Linked DNA regions of Homo sapiens: region 1 is linked to region 2. Evidence: chromatin loops called from intact Hi-C (ENCODE). Cell type or tissue: GM12878. All regions are shown on one strand.

Evidence for each region. Hi-C counts contacts between places; a loop is a spot of excess contacts. Peaks named below come from ENCODE experiments on the same cell type or tissue, not always from the same donor. Only the 100,000 strongest peaks of a DNase experiment are listed, where the experiment ranks them.
Region 1: a loop joins it to region 2, with 8 times the contacts of the local background. A loop is called at or near these places in 12 of 110 quality-filtered maps.

What each region holds. Positions count from the first base shown.
Region 1 is chr10:75,227,024-75,235,023 of GRCh38, reverse strand. It overlaps VDAC2 (voltage dependent anion channel 2), which reads right to left. Exons shown (of 10, transcript NM_001391963.1): 9 at 5,323-5,380; 10 at 3,576-4,126. The coding sequence ends at 4,035. COMTD1 (catechol-O-methyltransferase domain containing 1) reads left to right here. Exons shown (of 7, transcript NM_144589.4): 5 at 32-86; 6 at 281-414; 7 at 799-1,383. The coding sequence ends at 951. Among named protein-coding and RNA genes, the nearest start is that of COMTD1, 4.9 kb to the left of the region's middle. RefSeq lists silencers at 109-338, 659-838 and an enhancer at 969-1,118. In GM12878, a CTCF peak has its summit at 4,248 (motif pointing right); DNase peaks (open chromatin) are centred at 663 and 4,263; H3K4me3 peaks cover 1,235 bases; H3K27ac peaks cover 936 bases.
Region 2 is chr10:73,881,739-73,889,738 of GRCh38, reverse strand. LOC124902454 (a long non-coding RNA gene) reads left to right here and starts at 276. Exons shown (of 2, transcript XR_007062196.1): 1 at 276-512; 2 at 1,070-1,277. RefSeq lists enhancers at 831-910, 367-1,325, 1,472-2,190, 1,354-2,553, 3,485-3,594. In GM12878, a CTCF peak has its summit at 3,488 (motif pointing left); a DNase peak (open chromatin) is centred at 525.

The sequences.
Region 1 (8,000 bases), 1.3 Mb before region 2:
GGGCGCAACGGCTGACCCGCTCCCTCCGCAGGCCGAGGCGGAGCACAAGATCGACCTCCGGCTGAAGCCCGCCTTGGAGACCCTGGGTGAGCACCGAAGCGGGAAGGGCTTTGAAGCCATTCATTGCAAACGAGGCTGCTGTGTGGCCGAGCTGTGACTGGGCCTGCCGGGCAGGTTAAGGGCAGGGCCGGTTGTCACAGAGCCCGGGCCGGCCTGGGAGGGGCCTCAGGGCCGCCGGGGCCGCGGACTCAGCCGCACCTGCCCTCCCTCCCCCCGCAAGACGAGCTGCTGGCGGCGGGCGAGGCCGGCACCTTCGACGTGGCCGTGGTGGATGCGGACAAGGAGAACTGCTCCGCCTACTACGAGCGCTGCCTGCAGCTGCTGCGACCCGGAGGCATCCTCGCCGTCCTCAGAGTAAGGGATCCACTGCGGGGGAGGAGAAAGCACCCTGTCGGGCCGGGTCCCCATCTTTTCCCTTGACTCCTCTTATACCCCAAAGCCCCACCCAGTCCAGTCACGTAGGCTACACCCCCTCCGGGGCTCCGGCCCCGGTACCCAGGCTTTCCTCCGCTTTGGTTCTGTCTCCAGCTCTGGTCACCTCCTGCCCGGGCACCTCCCTCCGAGGCCCCGCCTCCCGCCCAGACACCTCCCTCCGAGACCCCGCCTTCCGTCTGGGCACCTCCCTCCAAGACCCCGCCTCCCGCCCGGGCACCTCCCTCCCAGTCCCCCGCCTTCCGCCCGAGCACCTCCCTCCGAAGCCCCGCCTCCCACGGCCCGGTTGGCCCCGCCCTCCCGCAGGTCCTGTGGCGCGGGAAGGTGCTGCAACCTCCGAAAGGGGACGTGGCGGCCGAGTGTGTGCGAAACCTAAACGAACGCATCCGGCGGGACGTCAGGGTCTACATCAGCCTCCTGCCCCTGGGCGATGGACTCACCTTGGCCTTCAAGATCTAGGGCTGGCCCCTAGTGAGTGGGCTCGAGGGAGGGTTGCCTGGGAACCCCAGGAATTGACCCTGAGTTTTAAATTCGAAAATAAAGTGGGGCTGGGACACACGACCTCCTGAGCCTCCGTGTGTGGCGCTGGATGGGGAAGGGAGGGAAGGCCCAGCACAGACAGCTCCTGCCTTCAGTGAAAGGGGCCTTGAGATTCGTCCCCTCCCTGGCGCCAGGTCTGTGGCCCAACTGCAGGAACCTCCAGCTGGCAGGAGGCAGGTTATAAAGTTTTAACTGGCCTGGCCACGTGTAATGGCCAGAGACCCCAGCACCTCGGGCTTGTCTGCCTCCTACATCTCTCCCTCAGGGCAGGCGAAGCTCTGGTTCTGAGCAGCTGGGACTGGTAGAGAGCCACGTCTGGTGTCTGACAACATGAAAGAGGATTGCAGGGGACCACGGGTGTCACTTGTGTGCTTTTGTAGGTGATGCCAGTTCTGCTGGCGGCTTGCTCATGTCTTCACAGCACAGTCAGCTCCCCAGCCTCACCTCTCCAGTGGAGGCCCTGGTGGGGGAACATCACCTCTAAGAGCCAGGCCAGTTGGCCTGGACCTGAGGACCTCGGGGTTGACTTGAGTATCCTGCCGTGGGGTTGACTTGAGTATCCTGCCGTCTCCTTGAAATTCTTAAGTGAGGGGGATCACTGGCCAGGGAGGCGTGAAGCAGACAAGCCTATAGGTACAGCAGTTGTTACTACACTCCCTAGAGGATGAAGAGAACTTCAGGCTTTCCTGAACCATCTGCCTATGAGGGGAGGTGGAGAAGGAACCAGGCCTCATGGAGCACCTTCGACCCAGGTGCTCTGCTTATTTAAATCTCCCCAACCTCACAGATCTTATCTCCACTGGCAGATGGTCAAATTCTTTCCACTGACACTGCCTCAGGCATAAGTGGCATTAGCCTGGAATTCAAGCAGCTTTTGCCACTACCTGGTAAGCCTCGGTGGTGGGAAGTGTCCCTGGAGACTGATGGAAGCAGAGCTAAAAGAGCCACATGAGGCTGGGCACAGTGGCTCACGCCTGTAATCCCAGCACTTTGGGAGGCTGAGGCAGGTGGATCATTTGAGGTCAGGAGTTCGAGACCAGCCTGGTCAACATGGTGAAATCCGGTCGCTACTAAAAATACAGAAATTAGACAGGTGTGGTGATACACGCTTGTAATCCCAGCTACTCGGGAGGCTGAGGCAGAATTGCTTGAACCCGGGAGACGGAGGTTGCAGTGAGCCGAGACCGCACCACTGCACTCCAGCCTGAGCAACGAAGTGAGACTCCGTCTCAAAAAAAAAAAAAAAAAAAAGCCACACGAGCTCACAGCTCCTGGGACAAACTTTGCATTTTGGACACTACGCAAGACCACGGCTGGAAACCTACCCTTTTCTAACTCATAAAAGCATATTAGGATGCATGTGGGTGAATAGGTTCAATTTACTCTAAGGAAATCCTTGACAAAACAGTTAACTCACTCGTGCCACACCTCAGTCCAAATTACTGTAGCCACTGCCCAATAAAGGGCCACCCATTAGCTAAGGGGCAGCAGTCCCCATGACTAGGGTTTTTCTCTTTGAAGGACCACCAGCAGTGGTTAGTTGCCTGCGGGTCTACTTCACACTGCTGGAGTTGCTTTCAGGCCTAGCCTGCATGGACATCTTTTCATGTTTCTCCTCTTACCTGACTCAAGCTGGCTCAAATTCTAACCCTCTGTCACTTAAGTCATGTCTGTCTGGAGAGGGCCTTCCAGAGAACCATGATTCACATGGGCCATTCAAGCCAGTCCCCTAGGAATAGTGGGACCAGAGGGGTCTTCATGCCCCCAACCCTCCTGTGTGGAGAGCTTGCTTGAGCTCTGGTCTCTCACCAGCTTCTTCTCAACCTGGAAGTTTGTAGCATGTATCATTTCTTGGGTGATAAGTCCTTCCATTTTCTTACCCATTTCTTATCACTCAGGTTCTACCATTCTTCAGGTCTATTACAGATTTGTTGAACAAATCTTCTCCAACCTTTAATCATATCCAATTATCTTCTCCCATCAGAAAACGTACTCTTACCTACTTTTCCAGCCAGAACCACCTATTAATGTCTCATTCATGCCCAGATGAAGGCCAATGCCACGCAGCCTAAAGGGGTTGTCTCTGGTCTCCTACCTATACCCACCTTTCAGTGTGTCTGCCTAGAAGGAAATGAGTAATGACCTCTCACAGTCCCTCAGGTTACCCTCACTGTCTACACCTTACTCCTCTTCTGTATGCTTAACACCATCTCACCAAACCAGGGCCTACTTTATGTTCCTAGCAGTAGCTCACAGGGGTATGGTGTGTTTGTGTAACTTTTCAGCACCTTCTCTTTTTCCTTTCAATGATGCAGGGCAATTCTGCACAGACTTACAAACTGTGCATGTAAAAGTGTAAAAGCATGTATCCTCTTATTGTAGTCTTAAAAAGCTCGTGGAATCTAGGGACACAGAAGATTCTGTGGCACAGATTTAGGTACAGAGCAAAATACTCACTGGAAAAATCAAGTATTGGCTAGCTACCACGGGGATTTGATCCTAGCTGGCAAACGTGGAACTCCGCAAATACTTGGAGCCATTAATTATGTATACTTGTTTTATTCATAATTTGTCATGTTCTGGGATACCAAAAGTAATAATGGCTGAACTTAACAAAATTTGTAACCTCATCTTAATATCCACTGATCCATCTCATTCAATGGTAACAGTCAATGTTTTCTAAAGGAACATAAAAACAAACATGCACACAATTGCACAGTTTTCATAAAGGTCTATTTCATTATTGGTGGGTAGCGCATTTAACAGTTAAATACATTTAAATAATGTATAGGTGACTGCAGGACTGCAGCATTGGTAACTAGATAACCAACTAGAAACCAGCTAACAAAGAACTGTCTAAATACTTAAAATACAGCTCTTGTTGAGATCATCCTTTGTTTTGATCATCTTCTTGGGGGAAAAAAGCCTGCTGCTGGTCACAATGGAAATATATTAAGGCCAAATCTTCTGATATCCATTCCCAAAGGTTTCTTTCAGCTGGATTAAGCCTCCAACTCCAGGGCGAGCCCAACCTTGTGGCCTCCAGCATTAATGCTCTTCCCATCTACCAGAGCAGAGAGTGTAAGCTTCACACCTATTAAGACAAAAAAACACAAAAACAAAAAACCGTGATGTACCTGGCACGTCACTCAGTCTGGGCCTTCTTTCACAGTCATCCCCAGAGCCTGCCTGTCACTTCCTCAGCCTGTCAGCTGACCTACTAGTGCTGGCCACCAGAGGGCGCTTGGAAGTATCTGAGACACCAGAAGAACTGGGTTACCATTCTAGCTAAGGCACCAAGTCACAGAGAAATGTTTTAATAACAACTTCAAAGTGTTCTAGAATATACTATAATGTTGAGTATACTATCCCGATGAAAAGAGACTAAAGACATAATCATAATTCGATCCTAGAAAGGAAAACCTACAATAAAGACACATTTGGGAACGGGGGTAAATCTGAATATGTATTTGGTATTACATTAATGTTAGTTTTCTTAGATGCGACAATGGTATTGTGCTTATAAAGAAAAATGTCTTACTCTTAGGATACACATGCTAGGGGCTGCCATGTCTGTATGTCTGCAAAACATACATTTTTTTAAAAGTATGTGAAGTTTCAGACATAAAATAAATGTAGTAAATGTTAATAATTGTTAATAAATTGTTAATAATTGGTCAATGCAAGGTAAGGACATATGATGTTCATTGTACCATTCTTCCAACTTTTCTTTAGGTTTCAAAATCACCAAAATAAACTTTGGGGAGGAAAATCCCTATCTGAAGGGGGAAGTCTCCAGTACTTTAAGCAGATTCCAAGATGAGTCATGTGCACTCTGAAGTTGGAGAAGCGCTGTTCTAGACACAGCACGCTTCAAAATATTATATAAAGTCAACAAGACTATAGGCAGAACCAAAGCAATGAGTGAACTTTGATCAACAAAATAAAAATTACTACAAAACATTTCAGATACAAGCGAGGAAACTGACAGGAAGTGGGTATTAAATAATAAGGAATCACTAACTTTCTTAGGTGTGATAGTATTATAGTTATGCAGAAAAGAAGAGACGGGCCTTATTCTGAAGAGAAGTGTCATGACCAAATGGCCCAGCAAAAAAAAAAAAAGCAAAGAAAAAGAAATAAAAAATTGTGGTAAAAGGTAAACACGTATTTATTGTACTCTTCTTTCAACTCTTCTGTGTGCTTGAAAGGTCTGAAAAGTAAGCTGAAGAATGAAAACTAAATTTTTTAATACTATCAAAACAATCCTACTTTATCAAGAATACTTACCAGGCCTCAGAGTCTGAGTATAGCCTACTCCAATTAAGCTAGAGTTGTTGACTTTTGCCTAAAATAAAATACAAAAACAACTGTAAGAAAAATATTTCAATAGAGACAAAGCCCCTACATGTTTCCCCATCATGTAATCATGAAGTGTTCAGTTTTATTCACGTGAGACAATAAAATTCAATATTATGTATTAAGCCAAACAAACCAGGTACTATTTAATTCGTATCCATTCAACTCAAAAATCAAATTCTCAGTAGGACACAATACTCTTGATAGCCACTGGAATGTATCCAAAGACCCCAAACTGTCCATACAGCACAAAAGCCTAAGCACTCTCATAAAAATCATCTTTGTTAATTCTAGTCTAGCACAACAAACCAGACCAAAATGTGGTACAAGTCAGGCTCACTAGAGGTGACACACAGCAGCCTTAAAGCACAGGGTATAAAGTTTAAATTCATGACTTAGTTACACACATTACTACTTCCAGGACTCTTCCTAAAGAATCAAAACCATGAATGTTTAAAAAAAAAAAAAAAATCTCCAAACGACAAGTAATTCCTCTGAAGAATCAGATCAAACAATCCTTTATCCTCACATTCTTACACCTCTCATAAATGCCGGTGCTGCTGAGTTCTGGCTGTATGTAACCACTGCGTTTGGGAGGAGGTCCCAGTGAGGTATCATGTACCAATCCAGGCCCCTGCCTTCCTTGCACAATCCCAACATTTTAGGACTTAGTTACCGACTTCAAGGGCTGGAATGAACCCTGAAGAGTAAGACATAGTAAAGAGTAGATTCTTTCTAGCTCCATTCTCTACCACCCCTAACATTATGAAGACACACCAGAGGCCAGGAACACCTGCCTTCATTTCCAGGGCCTAGGTTGCCTAGACATGCAACTTTGCTTTGCTTTCAGCATTCTGAGGGCTACAATATAAAGGTAACAAACAGACTATGTGACCAAAACAGATCTCCAAATGATTCGATGTCTATACTCTTATAATGTGTAACATCCAAAGAGCCCAATCCAGAGAAAGAAATGATGTAACTATACAGACACAAACCACATCCAAAACACCTGTATTCACTTGGCACTACAGCCAAATATTCATGAGCTACCAATGACCATCTAAAGAAAAAAACAGGCCTGGCGCAGTGGCTGACACCAGTAATCCCTGCACTTTGGGAGGCCAAGGCGGGAGGACCACTTGAGCCCAGGAATTCAACAGCCTGGGCAACACGGTGAGACCCCTGTCTGTCTGTACAAAATTTTCCTAGCTTGGTATGATGGTGCACACCTACCCAACTACCAGGGAAGTGGGGGGTGAGTGGAAGGATCTCAAGCCCAGGTGGCTGAGGGCACAGTGAGCTGTGATTGCACCAGTGAACTACAGCCTAGGCAACAAAGCTCAAAAAAAAAAAAAGAAAGAAAAATACCTCACTAATGACCATCTTGTACCCTACAAATAAGAGCCTCAGACAGCTGGATAGACATTCCTATTATTGGCCAGGCGCAGTGGCTCACGCCTGTAATCCCAGCACTTTGGGAGGCCGAGGCAGGCGGACCACAAGGTCAGGAAATCGAGACCATCCTGGCTAACACGGTGAAACCCCGTCTCTACTAAAAATACAAAAAATTAGCCGGGCGTGGTGGTGGGCACCTATAGTCCCAGCTACTCGGGAGGCTAAGGCAGGAGAAAGGCGTGAACCCGGGAGGCGGAGGTTGCAGTGAGTGGAGATCTTGCCACTGCACTCCAGCCTGGGCTACTGAGCGAGACTCCGCCTCAAAAAAAAAAAAAAGAAAGAAAGAAAGAAATTCCCATTATTGGCCGGGCTGGGTGGCTCATGCCTGTAATCCCAGCACTTTGGGAGGATCACAAGGTCAGGAGTTCAAGACCAGCCTGGCCAAGATGGTGAAACCCCGTCTCTACTAAAACTACAAAAATTAGCCAGGCACGGTGGCAGGCGCCTGTAATCCCAGCTACTCGGGGTGCTAAGGCAGGAGAATCACTTGAATCCGGGTGGCAGAGGTTGCAGTGAGCAGAGCAGAGATCGCACCACTGCACTCCAGCCAGGGTAACAAAGTGAGACTCTGTCTCCAAAAAAAAAAAAAAAAAAAAATTCCTATTATTTAACAGTAAGAGTTAAACCATGAAACTGTGATAAGGAGTAGAAAAAATAAACTCAGTTTCTCCCTCTATACTCTCATAAGGCCTAGGGAGAATTTCCCACACATCAAGCAAACGATTCTGCAGCAGACTCCAGCTAGATGTTCTCTAATTCAATTCTGATACTATCTACCTGGAGAGAGAGCATCGGATCACACAGGTTCAGGGCTCAGTTTCATAAAACTGCCCCGCCCTCATTTTCAATGCTAACTGAAAGCTCCAGGTTCTTTTGCCTCTGCTTCTTACAGACTGGTTATAAACTGGGGTTCCCACAACCCCCTGGGGTTCAAGTAATTTCCTAGGGTGGCACACAGAACTCAGGGACTAACACATTTACCAGTTATATAGGATATTTTAAAGGATATAAATGAACAGCCAGATGAAAAGATACTTATATATCTTTTCCTTTATAGGTGAGGTCTTGAAGGGTCCCAAGCACAGGAGCTTCCATCCCTGTGGAGCTGGGGTGCCCCACCCTCCCATGACATGAATGTATTATTGTTTACC
Region 2 (8,000 bases):
CAAAAAATTAGTCAGGCATGGTGGCGTGTGCCTGTAATCCCAGCTCCTCAGGAGGCTGAGGAGAATCACAAGAATCACTTGGGCCTGGGAAGTGGAGGTTGCAGTGAGCCAAGATCACGCCACTGCATTCCAGTTGGGGCGACAGAGGGAGATGATGAGACAAAGAAAAGGGAAGGGAAGGGAAGGGAAGGGAAGGGGAGGAGAAGGGAGGGAAGGGGAGGAGAAGGGAGGGGAGGGGAGGGGAAGGGAAGGGGAGGGAAGGGAAGGGAAGGAAAGGAAAAGAAAAGAAAAAGAGAAAGAAAGAAGGAAAGAAAAGAAAACAAAAGAGCTGGATGAGAAAGTTCTAAAGGTAGAGACTCGTGCCACATGCAAATGGCGACTTAACATCGGGTCAATTAGAGAAGGACTAGGCAATGATGAGTGTTCTGCTAGAGCGGCAAGAAATGCCCGTGGCTCCCTGCTGCAAGCTTCCTCATTTGAATCAGGCCTTGGCAGCCACCACACCCACCAGGGTAAGTCATATGAAGGCCCCATGGGAAATCCCAGAGCCTAGCTAGGCCCAGTGGCCCACAGGCAGGCACTCCAGCAGCTGCACACTAAACTGGTTCTGTAGTCACAATGACAAGCCAGGGCCTGCTCGTCACAGGGTCCTCAGAATCAGGGTTTTCCGGTACCCAGTCCACAACCTTCCCTGGGGCCACAGTTGCAGCTGCTGTTCCCTGTGATATTAGCTCAGCTCACCTGGCCTCTTGGCACGAGGGAAGTTCCCAAGAGCGCAGGGGTGAGGACCTGGTCGAGGGAGCAGTAAGCCCCCTCCTCTGGCACCTCTAGCCAAGCCAGCTTTCTAGGTAGTCATCCAATTCAGCCACACAAAGTGCTGACAGGAGGAACTGTCATCCTGGGGCTGCATAAAGGAAGATAGGCCAGACCCTGGAGGGCAGAGGGCTGCACCTGGCTGGGATGCCCAGACGGGCCCATGGGTGACAGACAGCACCTTATGCCCCAAGCTCAGTTTCTAGCAGTGTTTGCAGAGCCTGTGCTATTTTAGGTTTCTTTGTCATCATTGCAGGCAAACTGGACTGGAGGAGTCTGATTAGAAGAGAAAGAACCGGTTTAACAGAGCTAGGGTGATGGGGGTTGCTTCCCGGAGCTGGCACCATAGCACCAGGCAGAAGAGCGGGTGTCAATGCTTCCGAGGCTCAAGACTGGTTTAAGATTATGGCATTGGGTTTCAGAGCAACTTGTCAGAATAAAGGAGGCAAAGAGGAGGACTTTGAGCTTCAGGAGCCAGAGGCTATAATTTCTGTCTCAGGAATAATGATGACAACAATAATACCCTTATTATAAATGTGCTTTATAATATACAAGATACCTTCATAGACATTATCTCATTTGATCCTTACTGCAGCCCTATGAGGCAAGCAGATATTCTTCATCGCATCTTAAATATAAGGAATCTAAGTCTCACCCAGGTAAGTGACTTGCCCAAGGTCACAGTCTTAAGAAAGTGGCAATGGCAGGGCCTGCATCAATGTAGAAAGGGGTTTGGGGAACCTAGACCTGCATAGCTAGAGGTCTTTGCAGGAAGAAAGGAACTCAGAGAATGAATGGGGAGCCCTGGCCTTCTGCTGATGGCCCCAGGAAATATGGGGCTTCATGGCTCTGTGGCCTGAGAAGTGACCCCATACACAGCCTGCTAGTGGTCTGGGCATGCAGGGCCATCACAGCGGGCCCCCAGGCAGCTTCATCTCCTCTCTTGGCTGGCGGGTGGGAAGGGTTTTTCTGTTCCCCTAATGCCGCCCCCTGAGTCAGCTCTCTGGCATTGCCCTGGCATGTCCTGGGCCCCACGCCCAGGCAGTGAGGAGGTGCTGGCAGATTGCCCAGGGAATGCTGCTGTCTTAACTTAAGCCAAATCCTAATTACGACCCCCTTCCCGGAGGCAACCCAATAATAGCTGCATTGGGGGCTGTAACTTGTAGGCACAGGGTGAGTCTCCCCTGCCCCTTGGGCTTTCTGGCACAGGTGTCACTGGGCACCCACCTTTACCTGACGGCTGCAGCCCTGGAGGGAATGCAGGGAACAAATCCATTTTATAGACTTTGGCTGAGCCAGGCTCCCACCCCAGGGCCCTGCTTGGGTTTCTGGTCACATCCAAATAGCTACGGAGGGAGTTGCTTTTGGACAGAATGGAGGAAAACAGAGCCAAGACTCCAGCCTGAAGCCGCCTCAGCTGTTTCTGGGGCTCTGACTCAGAAGCTGCTTCTCAGGAATGTGGAGCACTGGGGCCTCTGAGACCCTTGTCCAGGCACAGCGGAATGAACAACTGGGTGGAGGGGATGTTTCACTCTTCTCTGTCTTTTCTGAAAACACCCGCACACAGAAACTCACCACTGGGCAGGCTGAGAGCTCCTCCAGGAAGGAAGCCTTCCCGGACTCCCTCAGACCCCAGGGATCTATCCCTGGAAATGGCCACGGGCAGCCACAACTTGCACTTAGAAAAATGCGGCACTGCACGGGAGTCTGTCTCTATCCCTCTGTATCTTATCTCCCCAACTCTGTTGTGACTTCCTTGACCTCATGCTTCTGAGTGAAAAAGAGTGCCCTGAATATCACATTCATTTGACAAACATGTTGACTGACAGATAATCTGAGAAAAAGGAAGAAATAAATAAACAAAAAGAGGCAAAGATAAATCAGTGAGAAAGTAAGCAGGCAGATCACAACCCAAAGTCTGGGGAATCTGCTTCACTTCCCAAGCAAAGCTCCCAGGCCACCTGGAGAAGGAAGAGCAGGAAGGCTGTGTCGAGGTGGCCTGGTACTTCCTTGTCCCCAGCACCCACTCCAGCCCCAGATGCCCTCAGATCTACCAGAAGACACTGGAGATCCTTATACCTCCTGAAAGGAGGGGTTCTGCAGTGATTCTCCAAATGTGGATGATTTTCTTTTCTCTGCTTCTGGCCTTACTTCCTTGCCCTAAAGCAAGTAGGTGTCTCATGGGATAATTCACAGTGAAATGAGACATAGAGAGAACTAACCCTGGAGGAGAAATCATGTCAGCAGTTTATCACACAATGCATTGATTTTAGATTTGTCTGTGTACCTCATTAGATCATAAGAGCTGGGAGAGTAGAGAAGGGAGGTCTTGTTCACCAAACTAGTCCCAGAGTATAGCACCCTGCCTAGTACACAGAAGGTGCTCAGTTGGGTGCCCCATATACATTTGTTGATTTGGCTCATTGAGGGGCACCTGGAACCTGCCAGAACACTCCTGTTATCTAGCTGGCATCAGCAACTTTTATTCTGGAGCTCATTCCATGTCTGAGATCTAGTGATCTACTGGAAGAAACCATAGCTGGAGGCACCAATAATGGACTGTGGGGCCTTGGGTTCTAAGACAGACTTGGTGCTGGAAATGACCCCTGGGGTGGAGTGGGCTGAGTAATCTGGTAGCTCTCCGGCTCTCTAAAACTGGGTCTAAGGCGGCCTCTAGTGGACAAGCAGAATCACTGCCCGTTTGGGGTGGAGACCTAGCCTCCTCACTTCTGTGGCCCGCACCATCTCCAGGTTCTCCATCCTTGGGCCCAGAGTGGAAAGCATTCAAGATGGCACCACCACCAATATAAGCGGCCCATATCAGAACAGGATCCATCCAACGGACAGACCCGTTAAAAAGCACTCACTGTGTATAGCACACAGTGCTTGGCCACAAGATATGAGGAGAAGGAGATATAAGGAGGAGAAGACTAGGGCTCTGCTTTTAAGGGACCTATGATCTAAATGAGAAGTTAAAACCAAAATTTTAAGAAAGCAAACAGCAAGCCCATAATTAGGTGCCAACCATTTCAAGGGGTGAGTTCAGAGAATCAGCGCAATCTCATCTGTAAAATGAGAATACCAAAACTTACCCTTAGGGTTGTTATGATGATTAAAATGAGATAGTAGGGAGAAAATATGGCATTATTGTTGTTGTTGTTCAAGCAATCTATGTTCAACATAAGAAATTTATTATTTGTGGCCGGGCGCAGTGGCTCACGCCTGTAATCCCAGCACTTTGGGAGGCCGAGGTGGGGCGATCAAGAGGTCAGGAGATAGAGACCATTCTGGCTAACACAGTGAAACCCCATCTCTACTAAAAATACAAAAAAATTAGCCGGGCGTGGTGGTGGGCGCCTGCAGTCCCAGCTACTCAGGAGGCTGAGGCAGGAAAATGGCATGAACCCGGGAGGCAGAGCTTGCAGTGAGCCGAGATCACGCCGCTGCACTCCAGCCTGGGCGACAGAGTGAGACTCCGTCTCAAAAAAAAAAAAAAGAAGAAATTTATTATTTGTGTTTGTTTGTTTGTGTTTGTTGTTGTTGTTTTTTGGGACGGAGTCTGGCTCTGTTGCCCAGGCTGGAGTGCATTGTTGCAATCTCGGCTCACTGCAACCTCCGCCTCTCGGGTTCAAGTGATTCTCCTGCCTCAGCCTCCTAAGTAACTGGGATTACAGGCATGCGCTACCATGCCCGGCTAATTTTTGTATTTTTAGTAGAGATGAGGTTTCACCATGTTGGCCAGGATGGTCTCGATCTCTTGGCCTCGTGATCCTTCCACCTTGGCCTCCCAAAGTGCTGGGATTATAGGCGTAAGCCACTGTGCCCAGCTGCTAATTTTCGTATCTTTAGTAGAGATGGGGTTTCACCATGTTGGCAAGGCTGCTCTCAAACTCCTGACCTCAAGTGCTGGGACCTCAAGTGCCTCCCAAAGTGGCTTCCTGAGGGCAGGGACATCACCTCTTTTGTTCACTCCTTTTTTTTTTTGAGACAGAGTATTGCTTTGTCACCCAGGCTGGAGTGCACTGGCGTGATCTCTGCTCACTGCAACCTCCACCTCCTGGGTTCAATCAATTCTCCTGTCTCAGTCAAATAGCTAAGACTGCAGGCGCACGCCACCATACCCGGCTAATTTTTGTATTTTTAATAGAGACGGGGTTTCACCATATTGGTCAGGGTGGTCTCGAACTCCTGACCTCAGGTGATCCACCTGCCTCAGCCTCCTAAAGTGCTGGAATTACAGGCGTGAGCCACCGCGACCAGCCTTGTTCACTACTATATCCCCAGCACTGAGACAATGTCCCATTAATATTTCTTTTTTTTTTTTTAAGACGGAGTTTTGCTCTTCTTGCCCAAGCTGGAATGCAATGGCGCAATCTCGACTCACTGCAACCTCCGCCTCCCGCGTTCAAGCAATTCTCCTGCCTCAGCCTCCTGAGTAACTGGGATTACAGGCATGCACTACCATGCCCGGCTAATTTTGTATTTTTAGTAGACATAGGTTTTCTCCGTGTTGGTCAGGCTGGTCTTGAACTCCCGACCTCAGGTGATCCACCCACCTCGGCCTCTCAAAGTGCTGGGATTACAGGTGTGAGCCACTGCACTTGGCCAATATTTCTTAAAAAGGAAGAAAAAGAGATAGGGAAGGAAGGAAGGGAGGGAAGGAAGGGAAGAAAGGGAAAGAAAGGAAGGAAAGGAAGGAAAGGAGGGAGGGAGGGAGGAAATAAAAAAAAGGTAGAGAAAGAAAGAGAAAAAGAAAGAGGAAAATGAATAAAATGGGTCAGCAAAGTTAGAAGGAGGGCTACTGCAGAAACTCGGGAGGCTGAGGAAGGCCTAGTCCAGGATGGTGGGAGGGAAATAAAAAAGAAGAGATGGATACAAGGACATGTAAAGGGAAAAATATATAGGTGTCAGTTCCTAATGATATACAGGATGATAATGATAACAAGTACCATTTATTTAGCATCAGGCATCGAACCATTCACCTACAAATACTATCATTAAATTATTATAACAACCCTACAGTGAAAGTTACAACATCTTTATTTTACCAATGAGGAACATGAAGCTCAGGGAGCTTAGTTACCTTGCCCAGGTCGCACAAGTATTAATAGTAAGCAGCAGTCCCAGAATTCAAACCCAGCTCTGCCCTCTAAGCGAGATAAGGGATGAGTCAAGATTGACTCCAAGATTCTGAACCTAGGTCATCAGCAACTAGTCACGTCACTGTCAGAGCCAAGGGAACCTGAGAAGAAAACTGGTCAAGGTTGGCAAGGGGTATAGTTACAATGGCTAATATTTATTGAGCCCTGACTATTCCAGGCACTGTTTTGCCCTTCACTTATACTGATAATTTATTCCTCATAAAATCCTATCAATAGATAGGAGGAATAAGTTCAAGAGATCTATCAGGAGATACAGCACAGTGATTGGCTGGGTGCAGTGGCCTGTAATCCCAGCACTTTGGGAGGCTGGGGTGGGTGGATCACTTGAGGTCAGGAGTTTGAGACCAGCCTGGCCAACATGGCAAAACTCTGTCTCCACTAAAATTACAATAAATAAATAAATAAATAAATAAATAAATAAATAAATAAATAAAAATTAGCTGAGTCTGGTGGCACGTACCTGTAATACCAACTTAAGCATGGGAGGCAGAGGTTGCAGTGAGCCAGGATCATGCTGCTGCACCCCAGCCTGGGCGACAGAGCGAGACCTTGTCTCAAAAAAAAATAAGTTAGCATGGTGACTATAGTTAATAACAATGTACTGTATTCTTGAAAATAACTAAGAAAGTCGATTCTAAAGTGTTCTCAATACAAAAAACAGTATGTGAGGTATGCATATGTTAATCAGCTGCATTTAGCCATTCCATAATGTATACATATTTCAAAACAACATGTTGTATATGATAAATATATACATTTTTTTGCCAGTGAAAATAAATTAGATGCTAATTAAAAAAAAAAGTCTATGAAGTGAGTACTACTATTCCTATTTTGCCAGTAAGAAAACTGAGGCGCAGACAAGTCATAAAACACAGGCCAGGCACAGTGGTTCATGCCTGTAATCCCAGCACTTTGGGAGGCCAAGGCGGACAGATCACTGAGGTCAGGAGTTTGAGACCAGCCTGGGCAACATGGTGAAACCCCGTCTCTACAAAAAATACAAAAAGAAAATAGCTGGGTATGGTGGCACACACCTGTAGAACCAGTTACTCAGGAGGCCGAGGTAGGTGGATAGATTGAGCTTGGGAAGTCTAGGCTGCAGTGAGCTGTGATTGCACCACTACACTCCAGCCTGGGCAACAGAACGAGACCATGTCTCAAAAACAAAAAACAAAAGAAATGCTCACAGGCTCCCATGGCTAGTGTGTTCTTAACCACCATGTTATCCAGCTTCTCAATGTGGTTAATTTGGATGGGGATCATGTTGAATTTGGGTGGATAGTGGGACATTCAAGTGGGAATGTCTGGAAGGGGATCATTTGTAGCTCAGGTCTGGGACCTAGCAGCCTCTGGACCTTGCCTGGAGTCCAGAGAGTTGGACATGGGTCTTTCTTTTTTTTTTTTTTTTTTCTTTTGAGATGGAGTCTCGCTCTGTCACCCAGGCTAAAGGGCACTGGCACGATCTTGGCCCACTGCAACCTCCGCCTTCCAGGTTCAAGTGATTCTCCTGTCTCAGCCTCCCAAATAGCTGGGATTACAGGCGAACACCCGCACACCTGGCTAATTTTTGTATTTTTAGTACAGACAGGGTTTCGCCATATTGGCCAGGCTGGTCTCGAACTCCTGACCTCTCAGGTGATCCTCTTGCCTGGGCCTCCCAAAGTGCTGGGATTACAGGCGTGAGCCACCATGCCCGGCCTGACATGGGTCCTTCCTGAGGCAAGTCCCTGCCTGGCCTGTTAGCCCACCCACAGCCAGGCACGATTTCCACATGGCTGGTCCCAGCTTTATGGCCTGTTTCTCCCCTCTTCACCCCCTCCCCTCCATTTCTCCTGACCACCCCATGTCCCAAACACCTGCCAAGCCCTCAGCACCTCAACACTGTGTTTTCCACTGGCATTGCCACCTCAACTCCACCTCTATCCACCAACATCCTTCCTCTCCTTCCTCTCTGTTAAGTCACTTCTGATGGTTCCAACTGATTCCATTACTCCCATTTACATCATACTTTGCTTTTACTTTCCA